Linked DNA regions of Homo sapiens: region 1 is linked to region 2. Evidence: chromatin loops called from intact Hi-C (ENCODE). Cell type or tissue: A673. All regions are shown on one strand. Links, peaks and the distances in the headings refer to the core of each region. The heading gives the core; the rest is flanking DNA.

Region 1 (2,914 bases), core at 245-2,744, 1.1 Mb before region 2:
CCCTGTGATATTAATCGTAATATTCTAGCGGGATGTTAGTTCTAATGTGATGGTGGGTGTACACACATTGGCCAGGCGCAGTGGCTCACGGCTGTTATCCCAGCACTTTGGGAGGCCAAGGCAGGTGGATACAAGGTCAGGCATTTGAGACCAGCCTGGCCAACATAGTGAACCTCCGTCTCTACTAAAAATACAAAAAAAAAAAAAAAAAAAAAAAAAAAGCCAGGCTGGTGGCGGGAGCCTGTTGTCCCAGCTACTCGGGAGGCTAAGGCAGGAGAATCACTTCAACCTGGGAGGTGGAGGTTGCAGTGAGCCCTGATTGGGCCACTGCACTGCAACCCAGGCGACAGTGTGAGACTCCATCTCAAAAAAAAAATCCAAAAATTAGCCAGGTGTGGTGGTGCATGCCTATAATCCCAGCTATTTAGGAGGCTGAGGTATGAGAATGGCTTGAACCCAGGATGTGGAGATTGCAGTGAGCCGAGATTATGCCATTGCACTCCAACCTGTGTGACAGAGTGAGACTCCATCTCAAAAAAAAAAACAAACAAAAGATTTTTACTTTTTCTTATTCTCTCTTAGGAATACCTATGATTTATAGGATTGGCCACTTTACATATTCCCATATTTCTTGAAGGCTTTGCTCATTTTTAAAAATTCTTTTTTCTTTATTTTTGTCTGACTGGGTTAAATTAAAAGACCTGTCTTCTTCTGCTAAATTTCTTTCTTCTGCTTGGTCTAGTCTATTTCTAAGTCTTTCAACTGTGTTTTGTAATTCCTATAATACATTTTTCATTTGCAGAAGTTCTGTTTTTTTAAAATATCTATCTTTTTAGTAAATTTTCTTCTTTTTTGTAAATTTTTCATTCATATCCTGTATTGTTTCTCTAATTTTTTCATGTTGTTTTTTTCACCTTTTCTTGGATCTCATTGAACTTCCTTACAATATATATTTTGAAAATTCTTTGTCTGTAATTTCAGAATTTTCATTTTGGTTAGTATCTTTTGCTGGAGAGCTAATGTAATCTTTTTAGGTTGTTGAAATACTCTGTTTTCTCATACTGTCAGACTTCTTACATTGGTTCTTTCTCATCTGGAGAATCTCTCACTACTTGTTTTTGAATTTACTTTTCATTGCATGGGACTTTTAAAAGAATTATCCCCTTCAAGGGTGTGACTGTAATGTATGTTGTGAATGGTTGTTTGGCTTCAATTCTGGGTGCTGTCAGGGTGCCAAAGTTCTGTATGAATTCCTTGGTTATAGTTAGCCTTTGTGCAGTGGCTTTCTCAAGTGCTGGTTGTAGTAACACTGTGCTGGGCATATTAGCAGGCTCACTACCTTCTGCAGAGCTGAGACTGTGGAGGTCTCAGGAAGCTTACCTGGTTCATAGCGCTGTGCACTTCGGTCAAAAGGTTTTGTATTGGGTTGTGCAGTTCCGTCTCTAGACCAGCAGGTGGCGAATACGGGTAAGAGCCAGATGCCCAGGGTGTGTGCGTGCTTAATCTTTGTTTACTGGGAGGGGCTGTCTGTTGTCTCAGGCGGTGGGCTGATCTGTGGGTGGACTGATCTGTGGAATGCTGGGTGCCCTGAGTTCTCTACTTACCCCAGGAAAGGAAGACGAAGCTGGGTGCAGCTGGACTGCTAAGCTCACCTTCGGATACCCCAATGACAGTGGAAGCACAAACCCTGATGAGGCTGGTCGGGGGCTTGTGGTGAAAAGCGCTGAGGTTTCCATCACAGGCAGAGAGGGCTGCACCAGCTCTATGTCCTGACCAAGAAGGAATGCCATCTGCCTCCCAATCACACCCCTGTCCCGAGGCTTTGTGACCCTGAAATAGGCAATGTCGTTTGTCTCTAGGCTGCAATATAGCTGAGGGCCACAGAAATGCCTGTCCCAGAGCCCTCCACTGAAACGGCTTCCCGTGGGAACCTCTTCCCTCAGCTGAACACAGACAACTTTGTGGCTTCGTTGATCTCTACTGCAGGAAAACTGTTGCTCCATGTAGAGAGGGAGAGGGGCCCTACTCTTCATGCAAGCCGGGCCTGGGGTGGTGGGAACACTGCCAGTTGGGGTGCACCCACCCCTAATAGCCCTGCATTGACCATCCATAGGCACACCTGTGCCAACCCCCCACAGGAACAGCCTGGCTATGTACACAGCAATGATTGTAGGGGAGAAGTCCCCCTCTCTGTGTCCCTTCTTGAGCACCAATGCTGCCTGCCCACTGGGGTTGAAACACACTCCTCCAGCACCACACCTGCCTCTGCTGCAAGGGGCACAGTCACCTTCAGTGCGCAAGCAGGGAGCTCTCAGGCACAGGAGACCCTGTACTCTCGTCTCCTTTGTCCCAAGGGGTGCTTTGGCACGGTGTACACTCCCTTCCCCTATGGACAGTTTGCCCTGAGGGTTACACCTCCAGCAACGCCACAGCTCCCCCTGGATCCCACTGGCCCTTTGTGGTTGCTACAGCCTGAGGAGGTGCAAGGGAATGTTTACAGGGGATCCAGTAATGCAGCAACACAAGGGCTGAGACTCCTTGGGCAGGACAGAGGCCCTCAATGGGTGCACAACCAGTATGGCACCCACCACCTCAGCTCGGGTCTACGGGCAGGGTGAGCAATCCTGCATGAGCTGGCAACCTGGTGCTCTGCCCGCAAGAAGTTCTCAAATCACTGCTCATACTGGTGCCAATTCAAGAGGGTAGAGGGGCTCTTCAACAGTTTGGAAACCAGCAGTCTGCTGCAGCAAGGGTGAGTGAAATGAGCTAAAAACATCCCCACCTACCCTTTCCACAGGACTGCAAGTCCCTTGGGTATTATCTCTGCCAAACTCTTGCTTCCCTCTTTTTTCTGTGCCCCAACTTCTTCCTGTGGGTTCTGTCACTCTTCGATCAGTATTCCACTTGGGCCATG
Region 2 (2,914 bases), core at 233-2,732:
ATGAAAGCACCACCCACTTCTGAGGCCAAAGCAGTCGTAAAACCCCTTTGTCAAAGGAAACCTGTAATTGTAAAATTCCTCCTTGATTTCATCGTTCATGTGGACTGAAATAGAGTTCCTCTTTTTTTTTTTTTTTTTGGTCTGGTTATGTGGTGTGTGGTCATTCCTTTTTTTTTTTTTTTTTGAGACCAAGTCTCGCTCTGTTGCCAGGCTGGAGTGCAGTGGCACGATCTTGGCTCACTGCAATCTCTGCCTCCTGGCTTCAAGCTATTCTCCTGCCTCAGCCTCCCGAGTAGTTGGGATTACAGGTGTGTGCCACCAAACCCAGCTAATTTTTGTATTTTTAGTAGAGACGGAGTTTCACCATGTTGGCCAGGATGGTCTCCATCTCCTAACCTCATGATCTGCCTGCCTCGGCCTCCCAAAGTGCTGGGATTACAGGCGTGAGCCACCGCGCCCAGCCCCAGTGTGTGGTCATTCTTAATGTTGTTTTGAAGAAGTTATAGACAGTTAAGGAAACATCTTAGAGAACTGGCCAAGCTCTAAAGCTAGGCACATTTCATATTTTTGTCTATTTAATAAAAAAGGACAAGACTGTTTTCCCGGAAGCCTCCTGGTCCGACTCCCAATACCTGCCTGTGGATAGCACTGTGGACTTTTGTCCCAGAAGACTAGTGTCTGGATAAATGTTTTGTAAGCCTTACTTCCTGGATGGGAGCCAACTGATTGCTTACACGTGATACTCATCTCCCCATGAACAGTCATGGTGGCTGCTGTGTACTGGAGTCCTGCAGCTGTAAAGGGGACACGCTAGAAGGAGAGAAGGGAACAGTCCTTTGCAGGAGCACAGCTGTGTAGCAGGCCTTTGATCCAACAGCAAAACCAAGCCTAGCAAGTTAGTTATCTCATTCCTTTTTAGCAATATGACATGACGAACATGCTGCAATGACTTCCAAATACTTCCCTCCTTTTTGCTTAGATTGGGGGTAGAATGAGGATAGAAAATGAGAGGTCTAGGGAAAAACAAAGTATTTGTGTATTCAGACATTTATTGACTCTAAATGCAAACATTTACTAAGTCCTCTCTGCAGGCCAGGTACTGTGCTCAATGTTTTACATGAGTTCTCTCTCTCAATTCTTACCATAACCACCAAGTAGATAAATCCCAACTTCTGTTTAGCAGTTGAGGAAATTGAGCCTTTGGGGAGGTTAAGAAACTTGCCCAAGGTAACATAGTAGTAAGAGGCAAAGCTGGGACTCTATCCTGATGCGATGCCAAGCCTATGCTCTTAACCACTGTGCTATACTGCCTCCCTGTGTTAGAATATCTTTTATCTTTTATCCCCAGCACTGTGGAAGAGAAGTAGAAGATAACAAACCTGCTACATGGTAGATGCCTGGAGATAATATTATGTATGTTTGCCATTATATTATATTCTTATGTTAGGGTACACTAAATTGCTATGTTCTATTTGAAACAACCAGGAAACCTAACTGGGCTCAAGCAAATGTAATTCAAGCTGTTTGATCTCTAAAATATGATTATAATGATCTCTTCTTATTGGCCTCTCTGTCTGTCCCTGGCTTTCTGAAGAGATCTTTTGTTTTGTATGTACAGTTGTTACTGAGAAATACCAGCTGCAGGGGAACAATTCATGACATTACCTTCTCCCCAGCATTTTCCCTCCCCACAACCCCCGGTCCTGGAGAGTGCTGTTATTTTGAATGAATATGATTGACAGAGATGGGAAGGTCTCACTTTTGTTTATCTTATAAAATTTACTGAAGCCAAAACTTCTCCAAAAGAGGTCCCAGCATTTTCCTTTGGTTCAGACACAAACCTTCAGAGGAAAATAAATGCTCCGGTGAAACATAGTTGAAAGACAGAGAGGCAGAAGGAGGAGTAACACTTTTAGGAGTTTCAAGCACTGTGATAGCCATTGACTTTTATTTTTGGAATCCTGAGGGATAGTTACATCTCAAAGCACAAACTAAAGATAATTCCCGAGATTATTGAATGTCCTCTGATAGAGACATCAGATTTCAGGTTGGTCTAATTTTCTTTGACTACTTATTTCTGAAAATTGTCTGTGGAATACGGAGTCCATCCTTAAATTAAGCTTTCCCTGGCTGGGCGTGGTGGCTCACACCTGTAATCCTAGCACTTTGGGAGGCCAAGGCGGGTGTATCACTTGAGGTCAGGAGTTCGAAACCAGCCTGGCCAACATGGTGAAACCCCATCCCCACTAAAAATACAAAAAAATTAGCTGGGTGTGGTGGCTTGAACCTGGGAGGCAGAGGTTTCAGTGAGCCAAGATCGCGCACTGCACTCCAGCCTAGGGTGATAGAGCAAGAGTCTGTTTCAAAAAAAAAAAAAAAATTAGGCCTTCCCCTAATTCCATATTCTGTGTGAGGGAGTTCCCTTAGGTAACCTAAATCAGAATAAATCTGTATATATTCCTCTGGTCTTCCATACAAGTATAAAGCTTTCTGCCATACTAGAGGCTCGCAATCTCCTGTGTTTGTAGCACACTTTCAAGTGCTGTAAGTATTGGCAACACACATAGGGGCTTAAAGGAATTGAAACTACACCACCATGTTCAGTATGATATATGATAAAACAGTATCTTATGGTATCCATACAAGTACATACAGCAAAGGTACAGCTCTTATGCTTCCCTTTCCACGCCACATCTAGGTTTGAGGACTGCTCAGTTTACTGCCTTTACCTTGATGTCTTCATTTTTTTTTTTTTTTTTTTAGACAGAGTCTCGCTCTGTTGCCCAGGCTGGAGTGCAGTGGCGTGATCTCAACTCACTGCAAGCTCTGCCTCCCAGGTTCACGCCATTCTCCTGCCTCAGCCTCCCAAGTAGCTGGGACTACAGGCGCCCACCACCACGCCTGGCTAATTTTT

What was found. A loop is a pair of places that touch in the nucleus more often than their neighbours do. Peaks named below come from ENCODE experiments on the same cell type or tissue, not always from the same donor. Only the 100,000 strongest peaks of a DNase experiment are listed, where the experiment ranks them.
Region 1: a loop joins it to region 2, with 2.5 times the contacts of the local background. A loop is called at or near these places in 4 of 110 quality-filtered maps.

What each region holds. Positions count from the first base shown.
Region 1 is chr2:202,587,366-202,590,279 of GRCh38, forward strand. No RefSeq gene overlaps it. Among named protein-coding and RNA genes, the nearest start is that of FAM117B, 46 kb to the right of the region's middle. In A673, for the core only: a CTCF peak has its summit at 1,433 (motif pointing right); a DNase peak (open chromatin) is centred at 1,476.
Region 2 is chr2:203,650,215-203,653,128 of GRCh38, forward strand. No RefSeq gene overlaps it. Among named protein-coding and RNA genes, the nearest start is that of CD28, 55 kb to the right of the region's middle. In A673, for the core only: a CTCF peak has its summit at 1,315; DNase peaks (open chromatin) are centred at 737 and 1,277; H3K27ac peaks cover 1,108 bases.